2 separate regions of the Mus musculus genome follow, and region 2 is linked to region 1. A link is a loop called in an ENCODE intact Hi-C map of the cell type or tissue named here. Cell type or tissue: left cerebral cortex. All regions are shown on one strand. Links, peaks and the distances in the headings refer to the core of each region. The heading gives the core; the rest is flanking DNA.

Region 1 (16,120 bases), core at 5,106-13,105:
CCAGATCTACCTATCCATTTATTTAAGTGTGATGAACATACCTCTTCTTCCACAGACTGAAATTCTTTATCATCAGGAGACAGATCTATGAGAATTGTTCCACTACCAGAGTTGTTTAGAGTTAAATATGGATTAAGACCTATGAAATGAAATTTACAAGTAAAAAAGCCGCCAATAAATCAGCCCCCCCCCCCCCAATCTTAACTTCTTAAGGATTTAGATTTATAGGAATGCAAAGTGCAGACAGTGCAGGCACACACACCACCCAACTTTCCTCAGGACTCTAACAGATACTACAACTGTCAGAACTTATTAACATAGGCTTCATCTGGACCGCACGAGTTTTCTCAGTCAATGTCCTTTCTCTATCAGGATCAAACCTATGCTATTCAGACTACTAGTGTGTGTGCGTGTGCCTGTGTGCACAAAAGCAGAGGGTTATCATCAGACCCTCAGAGCTGAGCTGGAGGCTCTCATCCAGCTTTCATTGTTCTATGGGTCTGACAGCTGAACTCTGGTCTCAGAGTTGTGCAACAAGCACTCGTAAACACTAAGCCATTTGCAACTCTCCCCTCTGCACACTAATTTTTTAAGATCCTTTAAAATTAATTAATTAATTAATTGATTAGTATAGCTGTCCTCAGACACGTCAGAACAGAGCATCAGATCCAATTACTTATGGTGAGCCCCATGTGGTTAGTGGGAACTGAACTTAAGATTTAGGAAGAGCAATCAGTGCTCTTAGCCGTTGAGCCATCCTCCACCTAGATTCACTTTATCTAAGCGTGCACCATGTGAATCCCTTCAGAGCCCTGAGACTGGGATTACAGCTGTAAACAGCCATGTGGGTTCTGGGTCCTGAACCAAGTTGTTGTTGTTCCAGAGCATCTGACGCCCTCTTCTGGCTTTCTCTGGTATTGATTGCAGGCGGTGCTCACATATGCACATAAACTCTCTTCATTTTATAAATAGAATTTTTTAAAATTCCAGTTGCATACCTCCTATTTTAAAATATTAAAAAAATTATTCCTCTTTTGATTGGCAAACCAAGCGACCGGTTCCATCCCAGGCCTTCCTAAGATGGACGGCACTGTAGTACTTTGTCCTTCCTTTCCTCTTTCCTGCTTCTAAACAGTCTCCCTGTCTGTTTTGTTTTTCCTCCTTGTTTTCTTCTTTTGAAGACAGATTTCTCTGTGTAGTCCTGGCTGTCCCAGAACTCACACTGTTGAACTCAAGAGATGCCTCTGCCTCCAGTGCTGGGATTGAAGGCGTGCACTATGCTGCCCAGCTCCCTTTCTGATGTTATGAAATACGTCTTCTACCATCCTCTCGTGTCCCTCTCACTTCCCATTATCCCTTTTCTACTTCTATGCCACACATGCAGATTTAAATCTGTGTGCCACATGAGAAAACAAATGGTATTTAACTGAGTCTGGCTTATTTTTATGTAATATAATAACCTTCAGTGTGATCTAGTTTTCTGCAAATGCCAAAATTTCATTTACTACAGCTGACTGGAATTCCACTGTTTGTTTGTATGTATGCATGTATGTACACATTTTGTCTAGTCACCTGTTGATGGACATATAAGCTGGCTCCACTTCCTAGTTCTTTCAGATTGTGTAGTTATAAATATGGGCTTGCAGCCCTCTCTGTTGTGTCTAGGTTTGGGTTCCATTAACTATACACCCAGTGATGGTCATGCTGGATCACAACGGTATTTAATTTTACTGATGTGCATAGTGGCTGCACTACTTTACATCTCTGAGTGCTCTATCAGCATTACAGTAAATCACCGTTTCTGTTTAATAATAAAGGTAAAATGTGATTTTTGACTCCTAAAGTAATACACAATTTTTACCGATCTCTGGTGCACAGAAATGCTAACATCTGCTGAGTGAACAGAACCTGCATTCTCCTTTAGTGAACTGTTGTAACACAGTATTCCTTTTTAGGACTCTCACCCACGCTGTTTTAAGTTAGCTACGGAAAACATGACTTTATCATTTAATCATTCCTAGCATGTGAATGGGAGACACCTATGCTCCAGGTCGTTTATAATCACAACACTTTAGACCTAGGTTAACTTCTACTTTTAACTTCCCATTTTCTAAGAGCTAAAATAATCCTAAAATTTCTACATGAGACGAGAAACTTTACTTTGGGTCATATAATTTACATTAGTGTCATGAGTGGGGCACTGGTGGTGCACGCCTTTAGTCCCAGCACTTGGGAGGCAGAAGCAGGCGGATTTCTGAGTTGGAGGCCAGCCTGGTCCACATAGTGAGTTCCAGTACAGCCAGGGCTACACAGAGAAACCCTGTCTTGAAAAAACCAAAAAAAAAAAAAAGCACTCCTCACAGACTTTGTATAAATAAACTGTCAACCAGTTATTAACATGAAGTACCTTGTTGTCCAGAGATCAGCCTTTCAACTCCTTTAATCAGCTTGTGTCGATGTCCATAGGCATTGATTCCAATCTCTTTCAGTTCCTTGTGGCCCATTTCAACTAGGACATCTAAGGTAATCTTACAAAAGAAAATCAAATATTCAGAATGCTTGCTCACTTGGTAGATACTCATACACTGATAGTCTCAAAGTATTCATGTTTACTTCACATTATTTTTTTAAGATATATTTTATTACATGAAAGTTTGTCTGTCTGTGCATGCATTATACTTCAGTCAAAAAGGGCATCCACCCGCCCCCTTCAATGGCATCACAGAAGGCAGTTGTCACCAAATCAAACCCCGTGCTACCTCACTAGCCCCGTTTCATATTATTTTAGCCTTTATAGAAAACAAGTCATTTATTGAACTCAAAAAGTTGTAACAACTAAGTTGAATCACAAATGTTCTTTCAGACTCATCTTCCCACTGTACTTCCCATCGCTCCACACCCACCCTTTACCCATCGTCTTGCACAGCCCCTCCAGGACCTCTGCATCACTGTTCAAACTCTTACCCCAATCATTTCAGCTTCATGAAATTGAAATAATTATTCCTGTTTCATTTATACAACATCAACAATGGCAATACTGTAAATACTGTAGGAGCTGGTGAGCCTGCAAGAGTGCTGCTCTGTCAAAGTGGACTGGGGTTTGGTTTCCAGTACCCACATGCTGGCTTTCAACCATTAGGGATCTGACATCCTCTTCTGACCTCCTCAGTCCCCAGGCATGCATGCGGTATACATTCACGCAGGCAAAACACTCTGGGGCTATCCAGAAAAGCTCAACTACATGGCTGACACATTCTCATTCCTGTCCATAGTAGGTAGTAAAGGGATGAGTCAGGAACCATGTTTTTAAGGAGGATGCTCTATTTCTACATACTGGTCAATTTTTAGATAATGAGTAAGTGAAACTCCAAGGTCAAGCCATATGAGGAATTGACTGATTTCCAGTCTCTTAACTTTCAGAGCTGTAGTAGACAGAACACTACTACACAGTACACATAGCATCCAGGAGGCCCAGGGTTCAGTGCCCACCACTAAACATAACAGACACCCTACAAACAATTTCCCAATAGCTTAGAAGGTTTAATTAATTTTAAGCATTTTCTAGCTCTTTCTATTAAACACTAAACCAAACAAAAGAATTCACCCACTCACCTGTTCTCTCTCAAATATATCCATCAAGTGCTCAAGTCCAAGGTTCCTTATGAACTGAGTTATACTAAAATCGATTCCTGAATCTGGGAGGAATAAAATATCACATCAGAATATTGTACAACACCACTGTGAATATAAAAGATCTGCAATGTTACAGCACAGCAAAGATACTAACAGCCATTTATGTAATACTAAAAACTTGCAAGAATCCTACAAACTGCGCAGCCCCGGCTAGCCTGGAACTCAATGCCTGCCATGCTAGCCTCAAATTAAGAAACCCACTGTACACGTGGTGTGCTATCATGCTCAGCTTAAACAGTTAACCGGCCATGGGCTTTCTGAAGTTTAAGTATTTCTTGTTTTGTTTTCATTTAAAAATTTAGTTTTAGCCTCATCTTTAAAAGTAAGTCAAGATCAAGTCTTTCAAACTTATGAAAAAAAGTTTTATGATGTTGCATAGAGTACAAAGAATGTGACAGATAAAGGCTGGCATCTGAAGAATGGGTCAGGATGGAAGACAGCTCAGTGGGTAAGGCACTTGCTGGGCAAGGCTGGCAACCTGAGTTCAATCTCTGGGAAGGACAGAGTGAATTCCAGGACAGTCAGTGAGACACAGAGAAACTGTCTTAAAAAAACAAACAAAAATCAAATGAAGAACCCGTGACACAGAGTTGTCCTCTCATCTCCCTATACACGACACAGCACAAGCTTGGACACATGCATGTGCGTACACAGGATAGCAAATAAACAAATAAACAAACAAACAAACAAATAAATAAATAAATAAATAAATAAATGTCAGTCAGCTAGCACCACAACACAAGTTTGGACACATGCATGTGCGTACACCTAACAGCAAATAAACAAATAAACAAATAAATAAATAAATGTCAGCTAGCATCACATTCATTAGTTTTTGATTTGAAAGGCGTTTCTGTAGGAATCCCACTTACATTATTAAGAAAATAGAAGGTAAAGATTCCCAGGCTATTTTAACTTATTTCATATAAAGAGTTGTATTTAAGATTTAAAGGACAATTTCCTACCACTCTAAATGACAAACATGGTGCTACAACGTGAGATAGTTATTTATAGAAACCCTCACCCTCTTTTCTTTGCAAACCAGTAGCACCTTCTGCTGCACTTGAACTAACCACTGCGGACAGTTCCGAGAAGCTGCCAGATAAGTTGTCGAGGCTGCTGGCTGCAGAGAGGCTGGATGGGCTGGACGGACCTGAAGACAGAGCATCTGCAGTGGCTCCGGGGCCCCTCACGCCACTGAGCACTTGAGGTTTGTAGCACGTAGGCAGAGCAGAGGGGGGCATGGCTGCTGTCAAGAGTGCACTGACATCATCTGCCTAGGATACAGTACAAGGAGATGCAATCTGTCACGTACATGGTTTACAATTCTTCTATGCAATAAAAAGAGGATAAAACCTAGCAAATTCACACCAGGTCTACTACCATTCGACCCTGAGAAATACTAGGAAACCTTAAAAGTGAAACAAACAGGCTGATATCCAGCTAGCAAATTATCACTAAATAGAGAACACATTTCAGAACACCCTTTCCAGATCACGTCATTAAACAAAGAAACTGCCAGATGTTGCCAAATACGAGGAACAAAATGCCAATTCTGACATCATGACTGAAAGGCACTGAAATTAATTACAGAACTACTAATCTAAATAGTAAGAGCTTTTCAACCCTACTATAATTAACTCTGACATTAGCAACTCAATCTACACAGAACCTTAGCAAACAGACCCATTTGTATTTTTTTAGAAAACAGTGATTCATTACTCAAAATGGAGAAAACCCTGTTTTTTGGTAAAAGATAATTTTAATCAAACTGACAGGATGAAAAACTCTCTAATGACATGCAATTATTTACAATGCTCAAATAAAAACTAAGTAATGGGCTGGATAGATGCCTTAGTGGAAAGGCAGCTACCACTGCCCGATGGCCTGAGTTTAAGCCCTGGCACCCACAAGGTGTAAAGAAAACAGACCCCCCACAGTTTCCCTTTGACTTCTATAGGCATATAGAACACATTCCAGCCTTCTTTTTCCAATAAAAAAAAATGTTAAAAAAGCTAAGTAATCAGTAACAGGGACATTTCTGGGTTATTCATTTAGTGCCCACCCCTGATCTTTCTCTTCCTCCTTAATCTGTGCATCTTTTAACTCCTTATAATTTGTGAGTAGTATTTGCTGACCTACAAATCGCCATTTTTTAAAAGACCATTTATTGGGTACATTTTGATATGTGAAGCTATTTAAAGGCTTTAGATATTATTACAATACTTACTTCTCTAATTAACCAGGTATATTTTATCCCTTATAAATATTGCTACTAAACTTTAGAGGTTGGAGCAGGTTACACCTATTCCACTCTAAAGCTCATGCATGCTTTTGCTCTCTCAAAACCACCTTTAAAATTTTATTCTGTGGGCATATGCACGATTTGTATGTGTATATGAGTGTGCAAATATGTGCACATGGAGGTTAAAGGAGGCTTAGGTGTCGATCCTCACTTTTGAGTTCTCCTGAGATGGTCTCGTCATCACTGTGATACTAGGCTAGTTGGCCTCTGGGTTTCCAGAGGATGCCTCTCTTTGCCTCCTTTCTCCGACATATGTTCATCCTATACATCGAGAATTTACAAGGGTTCTAGGAATTAATTCAACCTCAGGTTCTCATGCTGTGCAACAAGTGCTTTACTAAGTGGTCTACCTCTTTAGGCCCTGTGCATGCTGTCTACAGCTTTTTATCTTCCTTGCCACTCATTCTATTATTGGATGAATCAATGTTTCAGAGGAATAAATTCTGTATGCTTACTTCTAAACCAGCTTGGAACCAAAGAGGTATTTCCAAGAAACCCTCATGCAAATATGGTATGGTTAGTCTGCCTGGAAACATCACTTTAAATCTGAATGCAGACAAACTAAATCAGTTTCATAATTCCAATTGGTTTGAATAATCTCTCTCCACAGAACACACTATCTTTTCCAACTCAAAATGTTTCTGGCAGGGTGTGGCAGCACATGACTGTAATCTCAGCATACTCAGGAGATAGGCAAGAGAGGCATGCAAAGGGCTGGAGATGGCTCAGTAGTTAAGAATAAATACTTTTCTTCCAGAGGACTCAGACTTGGTTTCCAGGAAGCACATCAGCTGATTTATAACCTCCTGTAAATGTTAACTCCAGCTACAGAGGATCTGATACTATCTGGCCTCTGCTGGCACCAGCATGCAAGTGGTGCACATAAACACACACACACACACACACACACACACACACACACACACACACACACACACACACACACACACACACACACACACACACAAATAAATCTTAGGGAAAAAAAATGGGTGAGACTCCAGGTCAGCTTTATGAACAAGTTGCAGGCCAGCCAGGACTTCATAAGATCTTGTCTCATAGATCCAGGGAGGACAAAACTTTGCTTCCTTCCACTTTACTGCTCTGGTTAATGACCTCAGTGGCAGGGGCGAGAAAGCACTCCTGTTCCAGTGATTGACACAGATTTGGGACCTACAAAGGAGGCTCTTTTATAAGCAGCCATGGAAAAAGAAAGAAAAACCTACAGTTTATTTTACAAACCTTAAAAAAATTTTAAGCATTAATTTTATTTATTTTGTGTGCATGTGTGTGTATAGGTGCACGTGTGCCAAGATGCACATGTAGAGGTCAGAAGACAACGAACTTGTAGGAGGCAGGTCTCTCTCCTATCAGGTGGGTCTAGGAATTAAACTCAGGCCTGTTAAGCAACAGTGCAGCAAGCACTTTTACCAGCTGAGCCATCTAGCAGGCCCTCAGACAGCTCTTAAGAGGGTAAGCAGCAACAATGGGAAGAAGTAGCAAGGAAGGATAGACTCTCTGCTAGTACTAGGCTTTGCTACATTGAAGGCAATGCACTTAACTGGGGAAGTTGGTAAGACCTTCAGTCTAGAATATCATGCACTGTAACAGCATTTACAGAGGACCTGGGCTTGTTGTTTCCCAACTACTGCTCGTTTCCCCATATCCAAAGTACTTACTTAGTATACAATAACTGATTAATAACTCTATTATCTACATATCAGAATACCAAACGATTCCTAAATTTAAATTTGGGCTAAAACCATATTCACTATGCAGACATTTTATACATGTCATGTGAAATTTCTGATTTTCAAAGAGCCCATCACTTACTGAAACTAAATCTAAAGGTGTTTGTCCTTCTTGATTTTTAAGAGTAGGATCAGCTCCATGGGCCAACAATAAAGCACAAAGCTGTGTCCGTCCCTTTTGGGCTGCTTCATGTAACGGTGTGAAAGCCCATTTGTCCGTGGCATTGACACACGCATTGTACTTTATCAGCAAAGCTGCTACATCTACATGCTGTAAGAGAAAATAGTCCTGTTACAGGCGGGAATATTTTATGGAACACGTCTACATGCTGTAAGAGAAAATAGTCCTGTTACAGGTGGGAATATTTTATGGAACTTTACTTCTTAAGAAACTGGTTCTGAGCTGGGTGTGCACTCCTGAGGCAGAGACTGGCAGATCTCTGAGTTGGAGGCCAGCCTGGGATACACAGTGAGTCCCAGGACAGCCAGGGCTATGCAGAGAGGCCCTGTCTCAATCAAAGGAAGCCTGGCTCTGTACCTACCCTCTTATTTTCACATGTATTCTGGAAATAAAAAGAAAACCATTTCTTCTCAGCAGCACTGAAATTTATGGATACTTGCTTCAAAATTACAGCTCAGTATTCCAGTCTACAACTCCATGATTTCTAACTAATTCTTGTAGTATAACTGGTGAACATCAATCTACAAACTAGCAGCTTTCCTTACCCAAACTAGAACACTGACAATGGCCAGTGCTGATCAGAATCCTCAGAGGTGCTGGAAATCAGTAACATAATTATTTGATTCTCTAAAGATTCCTGGAAACCTATGGATTTTCTGACAAACACACACACACACACACCACACACACACACACACACATACATACACCCCCCCCCCCCAATATTTCATCAAGTAAGAGACAGGTGCCAAGGACAAAAATATATTGCCATGTTACAAAAAATGCTTATACAGATTAAGAACTAAAACGTCTATGTTGTATAGGTCTTATTTAATTCTTTGTGAAACAAGAAGCCACACCCAGTTCCATGTGCCCTGGGTGACATCCACTTAGAACTTACTCCATACGATGCTGCGTTATGTAAAGGAATGAGTCCTCCTTTGTCCTGGGCATTCACATCAGCTCCATGTTGCAATAAATACTCAGCAACTTCCAAGTTATTATAACCAGCTAATGCAGGGGGAAAAAGTAACATCACTTTCACTATAAATGTAGACAAATCACAAATCACCCACATGCCTAAATATTTATAAATAGACGTTAGTAAATTTTATGTAAATCTGAAGTTAATAGTATTTTACCTTCTGGAAAAAAAAAATCTTCCACTGGACTAAAATGTTAGAAGCTTCTTTTGTTATTAGCTACTGGTTTTGGAGACCTACCAAATTACAGAAAGATGTCTATATTTCCATTTAAAATTTCCCTACTAAAGGCCTTGACTTCAAGGCTGTTACATATAACACACTAAACTCAAGTGTATGATCCAAGTGTCAAAAACCACAGGCAGCCAATCATCTATGTGCAAGCAGGAAGCACGCTTCCTCAGGAGCTGTAGAGACAAGCGTCACTAAGCCTGAGGACAGAGCTTAGGAAATCAAGCAATCTCTCTCTTTCTCTCCCTCCCCCCCCCCCCCAGGTCAGGAGAGTAATCTTAGCATTGCTAAAACCAAACAATAAGCTTACTGCTCTGAAGTATGACACAATCTAGTCACCTCTGCAAGCTCTCTTATGGCAAACTATCTCTAGATACATAATCATAGACAGAAAGTAAGTTTTTAATTTCTCTAATATGAAAATGATAATGAAAGCTTTATCATGCTAATTTTAGTGCACATGTCAACCCTTTGAAGGATTTAAAGCATTAAAATTATCCCAAGGTATAGTATTTGTGTGTATATATGTGTGACTCATGGAAGTGAAATGTAAATAGTGTCTTCCCTACTGCTCTTCACTTTTGTTAGTTTTTGAGACACACCTCTGTGCAGTTCTAGTAAATTTGAAAGATGCTGGGATCAAAGGCATGTGACACCCACCACTCCCACCAACTGTTCTTTCTGAAATAATCAGTACTACAGGAAGTGAGTCCAGGTAATGGCTTAATGCATGAACACACATACTAGTACAGAATGATAACTCTGACAGATAATTTAACTTGCATCTTTCAATTTACTTAGAGGAAATATTTTAAACAACAATAAAAATAAATTATAGGCCTGCTAAAATGGCTCAGCAGGTAAATGTACCTGCTGCTAAGCCAGACAACTTGAATTTGATTCCTGGAGCCCACATGATGCAAAGAACAGACTCTAGCAAGCTGTTTTCTGACTCCAGACCCCATACCACCACCCACCAAAAAATTAAATAATATAAAAATAATCTTAGAGGTTATCATCTTAAATCTTGTTTCCCTTGTTTACCTGCCAAATGTAAAGGTGTAGAATGCCGACCTTGGGTATCACGGCAATTTACATTATCAGGAGAAGACAATTTCTTCACTCTGGCTAAACAACCCTTCTTGGCAGCATCCAGCAAAGCTGCATCACCTCTAAGTAGATCTTGAATATCTGTATCTCCATCTTTAACAAGATCCAGAGGAGTATTACCATCTCTGTTTTTCTTTGTAGGGTCTGCACCATGCTAGGCATGAGAAAAAAGGGGAAGGAGGGAATGGAAGGAAGTGCTTAGTGTTCTGTCACTGAGAAAATAAGGAGAGCAAAGATTGCTATTGTTATTAATGCTTAAATACCATAGGCACCTGCAACACATTAGTAAGTATGTATCGAGAACTAAAGCTACAGTCAAAGTTTTCAGCTATATAATTTTAAATTTAATCATTATTATTTTAGACAGTCCCATATATCCCAGATTGGTCTAAAATTTGCTCTACAGTTGAAGTTGATCTTCACCCATTGACTGGCTTTACCTCCTACACAGAGGTTTATGTGGTGCTAGGAATACATCCCAGGGCCTTGTGCATGCTAGACAGGCACTCTATCAACTCAGTTACATCTGAAGCCCCCGCATTATAATTTTATGAGGCCGCTGACAAGTATGTTCATTGTTAATTGAATTACCATACAATGCATGTTTGCAATTTTCCTTTTTTAAAATACAGCGTCTTGGGGGTTGGCTCAGTGATTAAAAGCACTGACTGCTCTTCCAGAGGTCTTGAGTTTGGTTCCCAGCAACCACATGGTGGCGACAACCATTGTAATGGGGATCCGATGTCCTCTTCTTGTGTGTCTGGAGACAGCTGACAGTGTACTCACATATATGAAATAAATCTTAAAACAAACAAAAATCCAGGGTCTTAACTGTGCTGCCTTGGCTAGACTCTTATAAACTACCTCACTCTGTGGACCAGGCTGGACTTGAACTCACAGAGACCCACTTACCTCTGCCTCCCAGATGCTGTGTTTTAGGGTATGCACCACCACATGTAGCTGCATTTTTCCTTTCTACAAATATTTTATTATGAATCTGTGTTGTAATATTCTACAGCAAAGTATCTGTATCTATTAGACCAGTACCATCACTTTTATAGAAGGTTAAACAAATTTGGCTTATAAACCACATAATGAATCAAGTAATCTGAGGTTAGATTACTAAACAGGGAAGTTGGACAGCAACTATCACATGATAGGTGGCTATATAATAAATCCTATGCTGATACATGTACATTAAAATATAAAAATGTTCATGACATTTTTCTTTGAAATCTAGTTTTAGTATTAGAAAACGGTTTTTTCTACTTTCCTTGGTTTAAGACTCATATTTCTGTTATCTGAAAGATTATCTGAGCACTTTAGGCAACTGCACTGTCCATAGTAAGTACTTAAACATACCTGGAGTAGAAGTTTGCATATTTCATATTTTCCTTTTGCTGCAGCTTCATGTAAAGGTGTGAACTTCCACAAGTCAGCGACATTGACTACTGCTCCATGCTTGACAAGAAGTTCTGCAACTTCATAGTGTCCATAAGAACATGCATTGTGTAAAGGTACAAGACCTCTGAAAAGTTAAAGAAGTGGTTTAATCTCAGTAATTATACTAACCAAATACATTTAATTTCTTAAACTGCCCAATAGAGTATTCTGGTCATACTCTGTACAACCTAAGTCTATGTATGGAAAGCAGAAGACTGTTTATTTTCGGGGGGAGGGGGGATTTCAATATGTCTTAAATACAGAGACTGATAAACATTCACATATAGACAACATCTAGCACTGTGCATTTTAAACAAAAGTAATTTCAAAATAAACAAAAAATTTAGCATATCCTCAATGAACACTGAAAACTTTATTAATCAGTATGAAAATCACAAAAATGAATTTTCCTTGGCAATTATAAAATAACAAGACATTATACAAGTTAATTTTAACGTAAATCCGAGCCATCTGCATGTTTTTTGTTTTTTAAAAGAAAGGGTCTCCCTCATACTGAGCTGAATGTCTCAAACTCCTCAGTGCCCGAGTGCTTGGGGTTTAGGTATGCACCACCACGCTGAGCGTCAACTATTAACGGAATTTATAAGCTATCACTGAACCAATTTTAGGAAGTAAATTATATGTTAAAAAACAGAAGTAGCTTATAATTTATCATAGAAGTCTTCTTGTATTTCCCCGAAATGGTCCTATAAAGGTGTGATGGAAGCAAGGCAGGATCTCTTTCTCACCCTTTGTCTTTAGCATGAACATCAGCTCCATGTTGCAGCAGATATTCTACCACAGACACTCTGTTGTACCCAGCTGCAAAGTGGAGTGGGGTTGACTGGCGTCCTTCAATGTCTCTGCAGTTGACACTCTGAACAGTACAGAGTTTCTGTAGGATTGAACACAGCACACACATTCATTTCTCATGTTTTAACACAATTTAACAGAAATTTCAAATGTCTGCCTTATTTTCTTATTAAATAAGTATTTCAGAAACTATTCTTTTTTTTTTTTTTTTTTTTTTTTTTGGTTTTTTCGAGGCAGGGTTTCTCTGTGTAGCCCTGGCTGTCCTGGAACTCACTCTGTAGACCAGGCTGGCCTCGAACTCAGAAATCCGCCTGCCTCTGCCTCCTGAGTGCTGGGATTAAAGGCGTGCGCCACCACGCCCGGCTCAGAAACTATTCTTATACTAGTGTTTCATTTACTGAGATTTCTTCTGGTCTCATCTATATTTTCTACTTTTTTGAAAGGTAGTAAACTTTACTATTTACACACTGATACCCTTCCTTCAAGTACTAAGTGTAACTTCCATTTGGTGGTAAACATAGTAGTAGCAGCCAGCTAGATCTCAGCAGCAGAGAGGGGAAAAATTCAAAGTCCAATACCCCTATCTATAAGTCAGAATCTGCATTCTAAGCCATATGTAATAGTATATACCTATTATTCCAGCATTGGAAGATGAAGGCAGGAGGGTTATGAGTTCAAAGTCAGCCTGGACTCTTAATACTTCCCAACAAATAAAACCCCATAGCAAATTACATTTTAGTAAGATCTATCTATAAGCATATTAAAAGTCTGAGATATAACACTGTAGATCAGTGGGGCTCAATTTTGATGTATACTGGTCTTATCTCAAAATTTTGTTAAGTCAGTGTCTGGGGTTGTTAATTTGTAAGGGACCACACTTAAGTCAATGACTCATGCTTTACTATATATAATGAAAAAAGAAAATATTTCTGGTTATATGTGATCTCGAAGAACTAAGGAAATAGTCACTAAAACTATTCTGCTGTGTTCTTTGGTTCAGATGAGTAAGTTTAGCTCAATCAAAATTAATACCCCAAATATTCTTAAAGATTATGCAAAGAATTTGGGAGAATAATATAGTTAACAGACTACAATGCTTACAGTCAAAAGAATATCAACATAAAAAAAACAAAACCAGGTAAGTTGAGTAAGCCCCACTAATAGGTTTATCCCAAAGGGAGCTACTGAACTGCAAAGCCCTTCTGAGCTTATGGAACACATCTGCTAGACTTGATGAATGAGGTTCCAGTCCCAAAGCAATGTTTCAGTGGGTCTGAGACCCAATCTAGAAATGAGTATTTCCACTGTGAACCAGCTGTTGGCACATGTAGTTAGTTACCAAAGATCATTTTAATATCCTTTGCTTTAATTTGTCCAGTTACTACAGTCAGGATGCATGAGTTAAAATCACATAGGAGACAAACCTTTGGCATGCCTCTGAGGTACCATCTAGATGATGTTCATCAAGGTAATTAGAGCCACTTATAACTGTGGATGATACCATTCTATGGGCTAGTGTCCTAGCCCGAATAAAAAGAGAAAATGAGCTAAAAATCGACATTCTTTGGTTTTTGCTTCCGGACTGCAGATGCGATGTGAAAAGCTATTAAGCCCCTGCTGTCATGCTGAACACTACACTGTGAGCTGAAATAAACCCTCCTTTCTTAGGTTGTGTCTGTGAGGTATTATAGGTATCCACAAAATAAGGTAACCTGATGAATCAATAGAATGGAATGGGTGTCTTCCTTAATACAATGGCATCATTTTTTTATCTGAGTCCAATTTGTATTTTCAATTTATGTCTTCTTCTAGGCTCCTTCTCAGAGGTTTTATACTTTAAAAAAAACAAACAAACAAACAAAAAAAACCAAAAAGAACAAAAAGCCCTAAAGTAAAACCAAAACCACCATAAAAAAACAACAAAAGGGAAACAAAACTGATCGCAAACTAAGATCTCCCACTCAGCATCCCAGTGCTGGGATCATAGGCCAGGCCACCACTTCTGTTAATGTTTAGTCTTATCTTGTTAAATATGTTAGGGTCTGTAAGTAAATGAACATTTAAAATTCACCATTCTCCTTACTCTCACACACATAAAATCATCTAGTTTAAAATCAATGTCTTTCCCTTAATAAGACACAAATCACTTGACTCATGAACAAATCAAAAGCCTTGTTGCATGTGGTATCTGTATTATTTGCACTGGGCACAGTAGAGAGATCATATGTACTCTTAAAAAATAAACCCAGGGCTGGCAAGATGGCTCAGTTGGTAGAGGTGTAAGCCTGGACGCCGGGGACTGGGAGCTGGAGCCTCTGAAGAGGACGCACAGCATGACCCTCCCAGCACTGGACCCATTTAAAGCATCACTCAACAACCTCTCAGAGCTCTGCAGTGAGACCAACATTTTTAAGTCTTTTTTGTCGTTGCTGAGACAGGCTCTCACTGTGTAAAGCTGACAGACCTCTTATGTGGACCAGGATGGCCTTAACTCATTCATGTTCCACAGTGCTGGGACTAAAGGCTTATCTAGCTTGTATTTCTTTAAAAATAGAAATGTATAGAAAATCTACTGAGTAGAAATTTGATAAAATTATTTTGAACAGCCATTCTACCACACATTAGGCAATATAAAACTTAGTACATACAAGTGCTCTCTCAAATTTATTGTAGTCTAGTTTTGAAAAGTCTTTATGGGGGCAGGTGAGATTTTACAGGGGCAGGTGAGATGGCTCAGCGGCTAAGAGCACTGACTGCTCTTCAGAAGGCCCTGAGTTCAAATCCCAGCAATCACATGGTGGCTCACAACCACCCATAATGGAATCTGGCGCCCTCTTCTGGTGCATCTGAAGACAGCTACAGTGCACTTATAATAAATAAATAAATAAATAAATAAAAGAAAATTAAAAAAAGAAAAAGAAAAAAGAAAAGTCTTTAAGGAGAAGGAAAAAAAAAGGCTTTCTCCCCGGCTAATTTTAAAAACTGAAACAACATTTAATGCAGCATTAAAGAATTATTTAGTTCATGAAATAGATGAGTCAATTTCTTACTTTTATTTTAGTCCTGTTCTTTCATACATCAGGCTTTTGGGTTATTTCCCTAGGCAGACACTTCTGTACAGACCATGAACACACAGTATAGGCAGTAAGACATCAATGTGTGTGTGTGGCACAAGTCAAAACAATGTCTGAGGGAGGGTGACTCTGAGGGGACTACTGCTGGGACGGGACAGACAAGAAACTGGGTACTCTGTGGGAGAAAAGAACTTTCCAGCCCAGCTGGGTAAGACTGCATGTTCGAGCAACACCAACACTGCTCACAGTACAAGCAACGGCTCCACAGGCAGACGGGATAATGAAATGAGTGAACCAGAATGAGCCTGTGCACACAAGGAAGGGCACTTGGTTCCTTTTATTTGTGTGTCATACTTAAATAGTACTAGAGAGCAACATGACACGCTTTCTTCTTTCTCCTGGTATTGCTTTTAGACAGGGTGTTCCTAGGTAGCTCAGGCTCTCTTTCTAACTGTTAAACCTTCTATCTCAGCCTCCCTAGTATCTGGAAAATAGGTGTACACTATTATGCCCAGTACATATTTCTCCTTAAAATA
Region 2 (16,120 bases), core at 3,254-11,253, 120 kb before region 1:
ACCTGTCGCTTTAAGTTTTGGTTTTTCAGTTTCTTCTGAAAGTGCAGCTGAAGACACGGTCTCATCAACATCACACTTGGCACGCGACTTAGCAAAATCTTCATAAAGCTGAACCTGTGAAATTATCCCAGGGAAACAGTTAATATACATCTAGGAAAAGGTGTGTGTGTGTGTGTGTGTGTGTGTGTGTGTGTGTGTGTGTGTGTGTGTGTGTGTGTGTGTGTGTGTGTGTGTGTGTGCGCGCGCGCACACACATGCAGCATGAACAGTAAATTAAACTAGCCTTTGTAAATAAAGAAAACTAAGACACTACTACCTCATTATTGATATTAGAGAGAATTCACTCCATCTGTATGTAAGTTCCTTTAAAATTACATTTACAGAAAAAAATGAAAAATTAATTTTTCAGCTGCAAAGTATTACACACACAAACACTAAATTTTTCCTCCATTTAGGAAAATAAATTATCAACAAAAGGGAGTCAGATCCATTAAAAGTAAATGAGGAAAGTCTTTTTTAATACAAGTCTATTAAAAAAAAAAACCCAAAAACCTATCAGTCCCTTCTGAGACTAGATTTTAAAAGAATGTTACTGCTAATTTAAAGCATTACCTTGTAACATAATACAAAAGGAAAAAAAAATCTATCAAGGATGGAAGAACAAAACTCACAGAATACAAATCCATAAAAGTTAACCAAAGGCAAAATGTCATTTCCCTCTGGAGTTCTCTTCCTCCAGAATATTTCAATGTGGTTTCTGCCTATACTATAGTCCTGTAGCACTAGAATATTATCACCATTCCCTCCCCAAAGGGCAAAAAGTATCCCATTTCTCATAAGACATTCCTTTCAAGAAGTTCTTTTCTTTTCTTTTTTTCTTCTGAGACAGGCTCTCTCTGTGTAGCTCTGGCTGTCCTGGAACTCACTCTGTAAACCAGATGTTAAAGCGCAGAACCAGAGCTCCCTGCCCATAAATCTAAGGTGAATAGCTCAGTTCTGGCTAACAGGTACTACACTAACATATACCAGAAGAGGATAAGGTTAGATTGGGAATAATTCTATGAGTCTTTGATGCATTTGACCTTGCCAAACCAAACAATACTGAGACAGAATATAAACTAACCACGCGAAATGAAATGCCTAACAGAAATGGTTTCTATGAAGAGAGTACAAGGAAAGCCCACAATAAAACTCTCTTCTAACAGTCTCTTCTGCGTATAAAGTCAGAAATGGGTTAAAATGTATTTGGAACACTGATAGAAAACAAATAATATTTCAAGTACAATAACATCCCAAAGATCAAGATTTTATACTTAACTCAAATAGTGTTATTAGGCAAGTTGCTTACTTTTTCTCACTTTTGCTGTATTTTCAAAAACAGGGAGTATGTAACATCCATCACCCTGTCATAGGATGACACAACACTACCCACATGCAGATCTTGGCCTTCATAAGGGCTTTTGTTAACAGTGCCCCTTTTTGCTTCTTGTAGTTTCAGTTACCAGTGGTTTGAAAATACAAAATAAAAATTCTAAAGATAAACGATTTATATCAAGTCCTACATTATCCCAAAACACTCTGCCAGGGATGCAAATCACCCTGCTGTAAGCACGTTCATGGTGCCAATGGCGCCTGCTCATCAGTCAGGTAGTCTCAATTCCAATATGGATCAGCTATCGCCTCCTCTATGACCTGTGGTCAAGTAAGTCTTATTTCACTCAAAAACAGCCCAAGAGAAGTCATAGTGCTTTCTTTAAGTGAAATATCTTAATGAGTGTGTGTGTGTGTGGGGGGGGGGGGGCGTTACTTGGTAGTTTAGGGCCAGATTCCAAAGGGTTACGCCCTTACACTTGGAGGGGAGAAGAGCATTGCTCTCTATTTAATCTACAGAACACAGATCACTCTCTTTAGAGAAAGTACGCTGTCCCTTAGGAGGGAAAGGCTCTAGACTCCTCCACTAGAGTGAGATGTAGCTCATGTTTATACTTAAACTAGAGAACTGGATTCTCGATGGGCATCTGATAAAAGCCTGTCCTGCTAATAGTATTCTATCAACAACTACAATGAGCACACTCCTCACCTGGAGAGGGCTGAGAGTACAGTAATAGTCTTGAATAATTTTAGGTGGAAGATCCTGCAAAACATCTTCTTTCATTCTTCTGAGAAGGAACGGCAGGACTTGGCGGTGCAGAGCGTCCATTGCCAGGACACCTGTCAGCAGGGAGAACACAGCTTTGAGTGCCTGTGACGCCCCATCCTCCTGACCATGAGGACTCAGTGTACTTCTTCCTTACCTGCTTCTTGTTCTCGACTGGAGCTTCGTGCATCCCTACTCGCTAATATAGGTTTGCCATATCGAGCAGCAAACTGGCGTTCAGTACCCAAAAATCCAGGCATAAGGAAATCAAATAATGACCACAACTCCAAAACATTGTTCTGAACAGAAAAAGAATCATCAGTTATCTTTCCTTCATTCTGGCAAGTATCATTTCCTAGCAGGTCTGGATCCTAACTTTTTTCTTCTTCAGAAACCTCAGCAGCGCAGGTTCTGGCTCAGCACACTCAGCTGCTCTCTAACATGAATACCCTTCTAATTCCACTAAAGCTCTGCAGAGCAGAAAGCCCCTGACCACTTCAAAACTAAAGTGGAAGAAGAGAAAAGAGATGGCTTTTTAATTGGACAAATCCTCAAATCTTCTGATGTCTCAATCAAGTACAAGTAGTTAAGTAGGGCAAGCACCTTTAATCCCAGCACTTGGGAGGCAGACGCAGGTGGATCTTTGTAAATTCAAGGTCTACCTGGTTAACACTGTGAACTCCAGGACATCCAGGGATACATAGAGAAACTCTGTCTCGAATAATAATAATAATAATAATAATAATAATAATAATAATAATAATAATAATAAAAAATCATCTCTCCAATCCCCTTTTAGTGCACTTTTAAATAGACACATACCAAAACCAACTTTGGGCTAGGGGTTTGTTTAACTCAGAATTTAACACTTGCTTGAAATTGTTGCAGCCCTGGGTTTGATCCCTAACAAAATAGCACACATTCTTACACACACACAGAGCCCACAGAACTTCTAGAAAGAAAGAAAAATCTGTAAAAGACAACTTATCTTTAATGATTATTAAAATATGCAATGCTTACTAAACTATGACTGAAAGCCTCAGAACTCCCTTTTCTTTTCTTACAGTTTATTTTTATTGAGACAGAGTTGTTTACAGCCCTGGCTGCTGTGGAACTACCTGTGTAGATCAGGCTGGCCTCAAACTTACAAAGTCCTGCCTGCCCCGTCTCAGGAGTGCTGGGGTCAGAGGGTTGTGCCACCACATACATGTGGCACTCACTCTCCTGTATCTCAGCACGTGGGAAGCCGAGGTAGGTGAAATGAATTTGAGAGCAGTTAGTTATACTACTACACAGAAAAATCCTGCCTTGAAAATAAAAATTCATTTTTAGAGCTAGAAAATATGGTTCCACTAATTGGAGAATAAGGTAATCTTCCTACCAAAGGCGGCTGCCTATCCAGGCAAGTTATGAACATTTGCTGAAAATTTCAAACCTCTACTGTGTGATATTCATTTCTAAGATGGTTCTATTTTCACTGCTAAATCAGATTTCTAGTTAACTACAGGAGTAGAATGGTCAGGGTAGGATCAAATCTGTTTTAAACATCAAACAAGTGTTAATTTAATAACCTAAAAATTAGAATGTAAGTATGACCTTTAATAAAACTTGACCTATTTAAGAGGCAAGCAGAAGCCGGGTGTGGTGGTGCACGCCTTTAATCCCAGCACTCAGGAGGCAGAGGCAGGCGGATTTCTGAGTTTGAGGCCAGCCTGGTCTACAAAGTGAGTTCCAGGACAGCCAGGGCTACACAGAGAAACCCTGTCTCAAAAAACCAAAAAGAGGCAAGCAGACCTGTGAGCTTGATCTATAGTGAGTTCTGGGCTAGTCTCGACTATATAATGGCAAAGGAGATGGGACACCTTGAAAGGAGTTAAGAAAGAGTTGCTCTTTTTTTTTTTTTTTAAGATTTATTCATTATATGTAAGTACACTGTAGCTGTCTTCAGACTCCAGAAGAGGGAGTCAGATCTTGTTATGGATGGTTGTGAGCCACAATGTTGTTGCTGGGATTTGAACTCAGGACCTTCGGAAGAGCAGTCGGGTGCTCTTACCCACTGAGCCATCTCACCAGCCCGAGTTGCTGTTCTTACAGAGGACCCAGATTCAGTTGCCAACATAGTGACAACAATTTATAACTCCAGTACTATGGAATGTGACACTCTCTTCTGGTCTCTGTGACCTCCTTATACACAGTACACAGGCAAAACACTCATACTCATAAAATTAAAAATATATAAATCTAAATAATCTAATAATCTGATTAATTATGGCCGGGCAGTGGTGATGCACACTTTTAATCCCAACACTTGGGAGGCATAGGCAGGTAGATCTCTGTGAGTTTGAGGCCAGCATTATCTACAGAGCTAGTTCTAGGACAACCAGGGCTACATAAAGAGACCCCGTCTTGAAAACCAAGAAGAAGAAAAAAAAAATTACTTATGAAAGCCCAGGTGTGATCATGTGTATCTATAATCCCAGCACTCAGGAAGCAGAGGCAGGAGGATTGCAATGAATTTAAAACCAGCTAGGATTTCAGACCAGCTAGTGCTACACAGTAAGACCCTGTCTCAAAACAAAAACAGACAAAACCAAACCTGCATGCTCCTGCCACATACCAAAGGAGCCTTTACAAAACAATTTAACTACTTTTGTCATCTTTATAAACTAAAAGACTCCGTAATTTACTACTAAATGCTATGCCACCTGGCAAGTTTATTATTTGTTTTAAAATAGGAAGAACTGTAAATAATTACCTGGATTGGTGTTCCAGAAAGAATAATCCTGTAATTAGCAGTCAGCTGCTTTACTGCTTTGGACAACTTGGTTTTTCCATTTTTTATGACATGGCCTTCATCAAGAATACAGTAGTTAAATTTAATATTTCTAAGGAAAAATAAATAAATAACTGTTATCCATCTTTTCCTACATATCAGACATTATAGGAACAATCATAGAAGCCGAAAAATTAAGTATTCTCAACTTCAATATCAATTTTTCTTTTTCTTTTTTCCTGCTAGAAGTATTTCATGGAAATAGAGAATACATGAAGACAAAGCTATAATACGTTTTTTTAATGTATTTTTTTAAAGATTCATTCCTTCATTCATTTCTTTATTTATTAATTATATGTAAGTACATTGTAGCTGTCTTCAGACACAACAGAAGAGGGCATCAGATCTCATTATGGGTGGTTGTGAGCCACCATGTGGTTGCTGGGATTTGAACTTCGGACCTTTGGAAGAACAGTCGGGTGCTCTTACCCACTGAGCCATCTCACCAGCCCCAAAGGTACAATTCTGATATGAATGAATGGATGAATTCTATAAGGTATATTATAAACACAGCCACAATCCAGAGCAAAACATCATGTTCCACCAACCTAAAAATCTCTTTTGTGCTTTCTCCCAACTAAGTTTTAAAAATCAAAATAGCGGGGCTGGAGAGATGGCTCAGAAGTTAAGAGCACTGACTGCTCTCCCAAAAGTTCTGAGTTCAATTCCCAGCAACCACATGGTGGCTCACAACCATCCGTAATGAGATCTGACCTCCTCTTCTGGAGTGTCTGAAGACAGCTTCAGTGTACTTACATATATAATAAATAAATCTTTAAAAAAAATCAAAATAGCATACATCCACTGTAAAAAGTGACAGTTTGGCTGACATTTTCATACATGTATGTCAAGTATACTGTTCATACTCAGTACCCACATTATCCTATCATATCCTCCCTATATACCACCTATCAATACTAAATTTTTCTAAAGTACATTTGAAGTCTTACCTAAAAAAGTCTATGTCATTCCTCACAACATCATATGAGGCTACTATCAGATTGTGCCTTTTTACTTGATGTTGCAACCTTTAAAGAAAATAAGGAAGGAAAACAGGAATTATTAATTTCTTAATGCGATTTTATTTTGCTTTTTTTTTTTTTGGATTTAGTTTGATTTTTTTCAGACAAGGTTTCTCTGTGTAGCCCTGGCTGTCCTGGAACTCACTTTGTAGACCAGGCTGGCCTTGAATTCAGAGATCAGCCTGCGTCTGCTTCCCAAGCTGGGATTAAAGGCTAAGGTGTGAGCCACCACACTCTTCTTAATACAATTTCAATGGTGTAAGTGCAGCTGCTATTATAGTGTAAATCTGTAAAGTGTTCCAATTGGGCTACTGAGCACTGTGTTTACTCTGTAAACAAGAATGCTACCACATACTTTATGATGTAGATCTGATATGTGACTCAGAAAAAAAAGATGAGCACCTAACTCAAAATTTAGTAAGAGCTTTGTCAGCATCTCTTCTTTTGGGGCACATTCATTCCTTTACCATTCAGGCTAAATGGGTCTTATCGATCCTAGATCCCCATAACAAATAAAAAGATAAAGATGAAACAGCAGAACCAGGTTGACCTATTCACAAGATTATATCCTCTGACAGCCAGTCTATCATGTCCAGACTGAGATCTCTGATGAAAGAGTAAAGAACTACTTAGTATGGTCCTGGAGCTAGGAGAGTATGGTTGGCGACTACCCAAGGTCATTTACCACCAACTCTAGAATAAAGTAAAGATCAACTCAACTTTGGGAAAGAAAAACAAGAAAGAGTCCTGTTGCTTCTAAAGCAATAACCCACCCTTAAAATTCTCAAGGGAGTGAGCTGATTCCCTGTTAGGTAGCTAACAAGCAGAATTCCTATCATGTGCAGATGCGTGAATACTAATTGACACTACAGGAATTTCGAGTGCAAACATTTCAAGTGCTTACAATCAAATCCTCACTCTGTCCACTTAACAAACTCAAGTGAGCTTCACTAAGGCCCTATGCCGATCTCCAAACAATGGATCTCAGCGTAGTAATTTTCAACCTTCCTGATGCTGTGACCCTGTAATACAGTTCCTAAGGTTGTGGTGACTTCAACCATAAAGTTATTTCATTGCTACTTCACAATTGTAATTTTGCTACTGTTATAAATTATAATGTACATATCTGATATTCAACTACAAAGAGATCATGACCCACAGGTTGAGAACCAGTGCCTGCGGGGTGATCCTGAGTACACACTGTGGCCATAACTGTGGTATATCTACACCAGCCAGTATGAACCAAAAGTACACATAAAGAAGACAAAGGAGAAGAAAAGGAAACTGAGAAAATATGTAAAGAATGGAATCAAAGAAAAAAAGAAGTGCTGTGGCCCCAAGGTCCTCAAGAGATCACCCAGGGTAGACAGGGCTGCTGCTCGTTTCGCAGACCACGGGTGGGAGAGTGGTTCAAGTCCTTCATTCTGGTGAGCTTCACTGTTACCTTCTTACCATTTTCTTAAGCTAGGTCTCTGGGTCTAATTCTAGAGCTAACTACAGTTCACTTTTAATACATTCTATGTTTCCAAGAGACTTAAACTATGAACCATTTTGTTGCACGGCTCTTACCTTATCCTTTCAGTGGGAGGGCCAGTATAATGCAACGGATTGAGATATTCTCTGGAACAAAATTTACCTACTTCATCTACCCAATGACCTGTTAATGTTGGTGGACAAACCACCAAGGAAGGAAGTGGCATACATTCTGCCAATTTCGATCTTGCATATTCCTGGGCCCTTTACAAAAGAAAAAAACAAGTAAGCAATTTGTTTACATTGATCAGGATTCAGAACCTTCATTTTGAAATTTTGTTTTTCATTACCTCTGACAGTGATCTCCTGCTAGAATGCAGATGGACTGTAATGTTTTTCCTAAGCCCATGTCATCACACAGAATTCCATGAAGCTTATACTTATTGAGAAAGGCTAACCAGTTCACACCATCCTAGAAAGTTGGGTAGAGAAAGGAAATCTATGTAAATGTAAGCAGAGCATAAGGAATTTTTTTCTTGTAAAATGTATTTGTATGAACCTAGATAAATTAAAATAGGACACTAAACCTAAGACTTGACTGAGTCAAACAAGAAAAGTGATTTCACATTTACAAACTCACCTGCTGATATTTCCTGAGTTCAGCATTGATTGGCACTGGGATCTTGTAATTTTCTAACTTCTTCCCATCTAACAATTGCTCTAAAAAGTGTCGCTCTTTTGCTTTCAACTGGATTAATTCTTCTGACATGTTTGGAGGGTCTGGAATGCCTGCCTAAAATAGGTTTTAAGATGTATTAGAATTAGACTTGAGAGTAATACATAGCTCATTTGCTAAGTGGTTGACGAACATGCAAAAAGCCCCAAGTTCAATGCCAGCATTGCATAAAACTACAGCATTCCGGGGTTGAAGGGGTTCACCTCTCTCAAGAAGTATTAACTAATGCTTGTTCTATGTGTGGGGGTGGGGTAAGGGAAGAGAAGGTTGTCTGAAAGGCCTGGATTTCACTAGACAGTCCATGCCAGTTACTAAAATTTTCCATCCTGAAAGGTTATCAAAATAATTGCAGTTTTACAAAGGCAAACATACACGCAGAAAAACATAATTAAAAATAGTATGAAGACTTGATGGTAAATAAATCTAAAGATTTTAAAAGATATTAAAAGAGCTTGAAGAATTAGACAAAGAAAACACAGGGCTTTAATTTGCAACAAATGTTAAACAAAGATATGAAGTCTACTTTACATTCTATGTTATTAATATCAGCTTCACAGTGTTCTGAAGTCTTCAGATATTGAATCTCAAAATATGGTATATGAAAATTCTAATTAATACCCCCAACCAAATTTTCTGTTTTATAACAAAGAAGGAATTGTGCACTGTATTCACTTTGTTAACACCTGTACAATTTAGTGCAAAACTGCTTGAACCCGAGAAAGAGTCTAAGCAAGAGCACCAAAAGTCCTAGTGACATCTATAACTTACCAGGCTGGTAAAAATGGGAAGAGCTATTAAATCTCATCCTTGAGCACGAGACAAATGTGAAATACACACACACACACACACACACACACACACACAAAACTTCTGACCTTTTCAAAATACAACATATTGGAGGAGGGTACCTGTTAACTGTTTGCTAAACTAACATCTTTTTTTTCCCTTAAATAATTTAAACACATCAGTATTCCATTAAATTCTTTGCCATACTGTGATGCTCGTAGACATGCCTGACCATATCCAGCCTCAGGTTTCAATACTGATTTGACAGACTGTGTGTATTTATGTCTGCACAAAGGCCAAAGGAAGATAGCAGGTGTCCTGCTCTGCCATTCTCTACCATCATCATTCCTTCAGTCTCTACCGAACCTGAACCAGAGCCAGAATGACAGCCAGCAAGCCCAGTGATCCTCAGGTCCCTGTCCCTTAGTGACAGGCAGTGACCGGCCACATCTTGTTTGTTATGTGAGTGGTGGGAACGCAAACTCAGGTCCTCACCCTTGTGCAGCACGTGCTCTTCGCCACTTAGTCATCTCCTCAGCCAACCTTACTCTTGAGAGCTATTTCTGAGCTAAGGGGTGGAGGGAATTGGTAGAACACTACCTACCATGTACAAGGCTTATGTTCAATCCCCAGTACCATAAAAAAATTAAATCCAAAATATTTACAATTATTAACTTTGGATCATCATAAAATTATTATTATGTTAAAGCAAATTTTACCCATGGACACCTAAAAACTACACTAACAAAGCAGGGTTGTGCTTGTGGCTGGGACACACCACAAAACATCAGCCTGAGGTCTCATGATGGTACTGGACCCAAGTTCAATCCTCTGACCTCCATCACAGGCACAAACAGCCCTGTCATACACACAAAATAAATCTTTAAAAATAAAAAGTTACTACTCTGAGGTTATACAAAACACTAAACTCATAAATACCGATCTCTCCCACTTACCTCAAGTGGCATCAGTCTAATCAGTGTTGCAAAGCACTGAGTAGCCATGAATCTCACACTGTCTGTCTGATCACTCATCCTTCCCAATACAGGAACAACTAAAAGGACAATATATGGAACAATACCGACATCCAATTGTTCCATAACACCTGAGTAAGTCATCAAGGAAATTTTAAAATAGTTCCCTGGTACACATCTTCATGTCCTAGTATACAAAGATTGCAACTTCAACATTAAAAGTCTTTTTCTTGACATTTTCACACACTGTAGCTGTCTTCAGACATGACAGAAGAGGGCATCAGATCCCAGATGGCATCAGATCCCAGATGGTTGTAGGCCACCGTGTGGTTGCTGGGATTTGAATTCAGAACCTTTGGAAGAGCAGACTCAGTGCTCTTAACTGCTGAGCCATCTCTCCAGCCCTATTTTCTATTATTTTCTGAGACAGGTTATCATAGAAGTCTAGAATGGCCTTTATCTCTTGGTCCTTCTGATCCTACCTCCAGTGCTAGGATTACAGATGGACAACATCCTGCAAGGCTCAATGTAATGATTTCTGTTAACAATCCTAACATGTTGGAACTGTTTTAGAGACAGGCACATCTCTGAGTTCAAGACCAGCCTAGTCTATACAGTGAGTTCCAGGACTACACAGTGAAACCCTGCCTTGAAAAACCAAAAGCAAAACAAAGCTGGGGATGAAGAGATGGCAAAGTAGGACCATTCCAAGGGACCTGGATTTGATACACAGAACCCACCTAAGAGCTCACAACCACCTGGAACTCCAGTCCCAGGGGATCTGATGTCCTCTTCTAGTTTCCATGGGTACTATGCATGCACATGGTACACAGACAAACTGTGTGTGTGTGTGTTTTAATTTTTAAAAATCTTATTATTTTATTTTCATGCCTTGTGCCAGAAAAAGTCAGAAGAGGGAGTCAGGTTCCATGGGACAACTCAATTCTTTGTGTATCACACGAAGATTAATTCTCAATTTCCAACCAGGAGCATAAAAATCATCATGTGGATATACTAAATCTAATCTCTGCCACTGAGAATTCTGAACCAGAAGAACCAGACTTTTCTACTGATCTGACCTTATCCACCTTTCTGGCTGTGACCCTTGGGATTCACACATTCCAAATGAAACAACAGCCACCTTGTCCTTTAAATGAGCTGTAGCACATTTCTAGATTTGCTGTGTTTCAGTAAAAGGCAGACATTTACATGACCTGAAGAGAAACCAGAGCTTAATTATCTTACATATTCCATTAATTTTCTCCTGGAAAAAAATGAACAAAGCTTGAAAACATACATTTAAGGTAAATATAGCCCACCAAGTATTTAACTAATACTAAGGAAACATTAAATAAGATAAACAGATCAGTTACTAGTTTAAAATTATATAAAAGTACTTTTGCATGTTAAAAAGTTACCTATTTTAAGCAATTCTTTAAACTTCTTGTATGAAATTTTGATATAAAATATAAAATAAAATATAACCATGATTAAATCATATTGAAATGTAAAATACTTCAAAATAAAATATAAAAAGATGTCATTTGGAGTAAGCAGATTATGTGCATTTTAAAGTGAGCAAACTGAATTATTCTTAAATAAAATAAATAAAACGGTTCAGATTTGGCAAAATAAAGGATACAGGCAAGTGCTTCAATTGCACCTTCTTGCTTGACATTGTCATCAATTGCTCCCAACCAAGGAAGTACCTTCTCCAAAAAAATATTCATTGTTTCCATGGTAGCTATTTTACTCATGACACCTATGCAACGAGCCGCCATGTGCCTCACTGCAGTGCTGGGGTACTGAAGGCACATATAAAGATGAGGCAAGTGCTGTACCAGCTAAAAATAATTGAAAAAAAATTACGTTACTTACTAGGGAATACTTAAAAAGTTCAGCGTTCCTGATTTTATTCTCGGTACTTTGGTTTTTGGTAGGTATTTCCAAGTTCTGGCTTACCACAATATTATGACTACAACAGCGTTCACTAATAAATGTCCATTGCATAGTACATCAAGGCTACCAATAATAGCCAAATATTTATTCAACAGTGAAGGCCAGTCTCACACTTCAGCTGAGTACAGGGGGATAAAAAGGAGTTCTTTCTTTACTACTAATAAAAAAGTCCAAGCAGTGGTGGCGCACGCCTTTAATCCCAGCACTCGGGAGGCAGAGGCAGGGGGATTTCTGAGTTTGAGGCCAGCCTGGTCTACAGAGTGAGTTCCAGGACAGCCAGAGCTATACAGAGAAACCCTGTCTCAGAAAAAAAAAACATAACTAAACAATAATAATAATAATAATAATAGAGAAGATGGGAAAGCTTTCTTTGAGAAGAGGATTTGCTGTTGTCCAGGCTGGCCTCAAACTACCATACACAAGCTGTCTTTCTATCTCGTCTTCTAAGAAACTGGGAAACAGACACAGGCTACAGCTTATCAGAAATTCTTAAAAAGTAAACGTACATAGTTTTATTCCTAACCACTATCTCCTGGATTGAACTTTATGACTCTTATTTTTATGTTATGTAACTACAGAGAAAAGATAAAACTGCAATACAATAAATGGCAAAGAGCATCTCTAATGTAGATACATAGATTTTTTTTTTTTATTAAAACCAAATAATCTTCTACTTTTCCTCTTCCCTGTATGAAAACTCTTGTTAGACGTGTAATAGTAAAAGCCGACCCAAAACTAAAGCCTTACACTAGTGTCCCCCTGGCCACTGACCAGTTCCACCTTAGCAGGCGATTTCCTCCACCTCTGCTTATCCTGAAGACATGTCCTGCTGCCTGAGCTCCTCCTTGTGTGGAGCTCTCCCTAATTTTGATCTAAACAGCCTACACTTTTCTTTCTCCTTTGCTTCAGAACTCTTTCCACAATGCTCCTTAAATTTCTACTTGGGTTTTCACTCCTGCACCCAATTCATAAGTCTCATAAGGAAGAATCTAGTTATACCACATTTTAAAAAATGCCATTAGTAGCAATATAAATTGTATATTTCAAGTATTAAAATTATTCAACAAGACAATTTACTTTATCTGAAAAAGCACAACACATATTAATTACCAAGGGATGAAGTGCAGAGTCCATGGAAGCTGCTGCTATTTCAAACACTTGCAGGGAATTCACCAATTCTTGAGCAGGAACATCACCTCTTTCCAGGAGGGACTTTCCATCTATTCAAATAAAAGTCCTATCACTTTGTAATTAATTTTTAGAGCTAGAGTCCACAAAAGTAAATTATTACCCCCTCAGCTAATATATAAATGTCAACAAAGTTTTTTGTATTGAAAATGGTATGACTTTAAGTACTCAAATACTGCACTTAAAAGCAACTGAAGAGATTTAAAATAATAATGCATTTCAAAATCTATTTTTAAATATACAGAGAATAGGGGGGAAAATAACATGAAAATTATCAGCCATTTTAAAGCTTACATGCTAACCTAGAATAAAAAGAGATAAGCAGCTTTCTTTGAAAAGGGTATGAGATACACACTAAAATCACTGAACTGATTTAAATTGAATGCATACCAAAATTATTTAGGTCAATCATAGACTTCAATGGGCCAACCATAGCATCCCAAAGATGTGGCAACTTCACTGCCATTTCAGCACCAAAATGCTTCACTATAGTTGTTAAGGCAAATTCAGCTCCTCTCCGCTGTACCAGGTAAGGCTTCTGACCCTAAAATCCAATTTTGAAAGAATATTTAAAAAAAGCGTAATACATTATAGTTTTAATCAAAAGTATTTTAAAGTCAACATCTAAAAATTGACAGTGCTTCTGATAATCAATAAAACAATTACTGGATATATTTATGAACACTGCAAACATTTTTCAATAATAAATTCCACACAGGCCTAAAACTCCTAACTAGATTTTTTTTTAGTCTAACACAGAAATAAAATAATAGGACATATGCTATTTCTAAAGACAGTCACCAGTGACATTTTTAAAATGTTCTCTGCCCCCAAAAAACAGCAGCCCCAAAGATGCAACCATGAAAAACTTACCCATGACCCATATTTTACAAAACCACATCTTTTTTAGCACCAAGAGTTTACTATGGAGCCCAGGTAAGTGCCCACGTCTTACAATCAAAAGAACAGGAATAGCGAGCCATCCCATTGTTAATATGCTACTGTAAGAGCTATGGCTATGTCTTAGGGCAGAGGCAAAGCCTTTGCCTGCATCCCTGTCCTGAAATACTCTCTGCACTCTTGTACATTAATCTGATCCTCCTTCCTACCTACCTCCCAGTCTGGCCTCAAACTTGTGAGCCTACTACCTCAGTCCAAGTAGTAACTAACAACAACTTAGTTCTGAATCTAGAAACCAAATACTTAAGAATAAAAGCATTCATGGGGGAAGGGACGGGGACTATTTACCTCATCAAGTTCAACCAGGATAGTCCCACTACTTCCTGCAGGTAGATCTGCTATCTGAGCTTTGATTGCTTTGGGGATGGGACCTCGCCTGCTGGTGATAGCAAATGCTGCTTTCTGATGCCTGTAGAGTGTAATGATCCCCCTGTGCTTGGTGACAGTATGGTGCATTCCATCCTTTTCTGAGTTGGATCCTAGAAAGGAAAAAAAACCATTTAATCAAAATATAGGTGAGCAAAAAGCTTCCTGCCCTAAAGAGATATTATTATAAACTCATTGAGACCTCAATTTTTATACAGGATGATGCTGTGTTAGGCAATGACATGATAACCAAATTGTCTATTTGGATTAAGACTTATATTAAACACAATGAAAGTTATGGAGTAAAAAACAATGAAAAATAGCACTTGCAATGATAGCAACCAGGAATAAACATGAAAAAAATATTAAATATTTGTAATCATGATGAATTCAGAAAAACGCTCACCACTGCATTACTACAGTTTAGTTAATATTATACAAGGAACTTTCTTCCTTCTCATTTGTTTTTAAAAGTTGTGAGTCTATTACATTTCAAATAATTTGGGCTTTCTAAAATCATAATTTAGAAATCATTATAGGACTTAGTTATGTGACTACACCAATGTTATTTATATCTAAATAAAAGTTGTTTTCCATACATAAAAATAGGAAATTTGGGACTGGCGAGATGGCTTAGAGGTTAAAAGCACTGACTGCTCTTAACCAGAGGTCCTGAGTTCAAATCCCAGCAAACACATGGTGGCTCACAGCCATCTGTAATGCGATCTGATGCCCTCTTCTTGTGTGTATGAAGAGAGTGGCAGTATACTCACATACATAAAATAAATAAACCTTAAAAATAAAATAAAAATAGGAAATTTGTTTATTTGGTGTTATTTATCAAATAGACTACTCACATCATAACATGGCAATAAATTAATAAAACAAATTATTAATGTTTGATACAGCTAGTTTTTCTAGCCTAGCTAATAAGCCATGCAATGACTTTCAAGGTTAAAGAAGGCTGCACAGACTTCAGCCAAGTCTTTCATTTCTGATATAGATGGCTCATTTGCATATACGAGGGCTGACTAGCAAATACACAAACTGATACAATTTCGTTATAATCAAGCTTTGTTTCATACAGAATAAGAAATGGAGAGATAGCTCTAAAAGGATCCAGATTTGTGCTTAAATTACATCTATAATCCAATGAAACTAAATTTAAATGGTCAATTCCTTCTCTATGCAAATAAAGGTTTAAATATATACCTTTAGAATTTTCCTGGCCACTTTGTGTTGGTACTGGACACGTAACACAGGGAGTGAGGTATGGGTCCACACAAAGAGAGCTACAGAGGTTCTTAATAACTTTTGAATTAGGGCATGGTGTCCTTGTTGTACACTGCTGAAGAAGCTTAGCTATGTACTGAGCAGCATAGTTCTGCACTAGCGTATTCTCTTCTTTTTTAATCGTTTCCATTAATGGTTTTATGATAGGATTTAGTTTCTCCGGAAGCTGCTGCAAGCTCACAACAGCACACGCAGCAAACGTGTGTACTCTCAGCTGCAGTACTTGCCACTCCTGGTTCGTCTCTGCAACTGTCATTTGGACCTGATGCCGTTTACTATCTAACTGCTGTAACACTTGAGGATTTAAATCAAAAGTTGATGTGACTTCATTAAAAATAGTGGTTACCTAGTTAGAAAAAAACAAAATAAAAATCATTAATTACAATAATCCCA

What was found. Peaks named below come from ENCODE experiments on the same cell type or tissue, not always from the same donor. Only the 100,000 strongest peaks of a DNase experiment are listed, where the experiment ranks them.
Region 2: a loop joins it to region 1, with 2.2 times the contacts of the local background. A loop is called at or near these places in 15 of 42 quality-filtered maps.

The regions. Positions count from the first base shown.
Region 1 is chr19:36,868,085-36,884,204 of GRCm38, reverse strand. Tnks2 (tankyrase, TRF1-interacting ankyrin-related ADP-ribose polymerase 2) reads right to left here. Exons shown (of 27, transcript NM_001163635.1): 14 at 12,447-12,592; 15 at 11,617-11,782; 16 at 10,189-10,408; 17 at 8,832-8,941; 18 at 7,832-8,020; 19 at 4,718-4,970; 20 at 3,613-3,695; 21 at 2,408-2,528; 22 at 42-139. Among named protein-coding and RNA genes, the nearest start is that of Tnks2, 42 kb to the right of the region's middle. In left cerebral cortex, for the core only: no CTCF peak of the experiment used is centred there; no DNase peak of the experiment used is centred there.
Region 2 is chr19:36,986,408-37,002,527 of GRCm38, reverse strand. It overlaps Btaf1 (B-TFIID TATA-box binding protein associated factor 1), which reads right to left. Exons shown (of 38, transcript NM_001080706.1): 20 at 15,647-16,073; 21 at 14,357-14,547; 22 at 13,499-13,652; 23 at 13,031-13,140; 24 at 11,604-11,805; 25 at 9,944-10,092; 26 at 8,106-8,258; 27 at 7,816-7,937; 28 at 7,562-7,729; 29 at 5,921-5,998; 30 at 4,893-5,022; 31 at 2,295-2,436; 32 at 2,081-2,211; 33 at 1-114. Among named protein-coding and RNA genes, the nearest start is that of Btaf1, 68 kb to the right of the region's middle. In left cerebral cortex, for the core only: no CTCF peak of the experiment used is centred there; no DNase peak of the experiment used is centred there.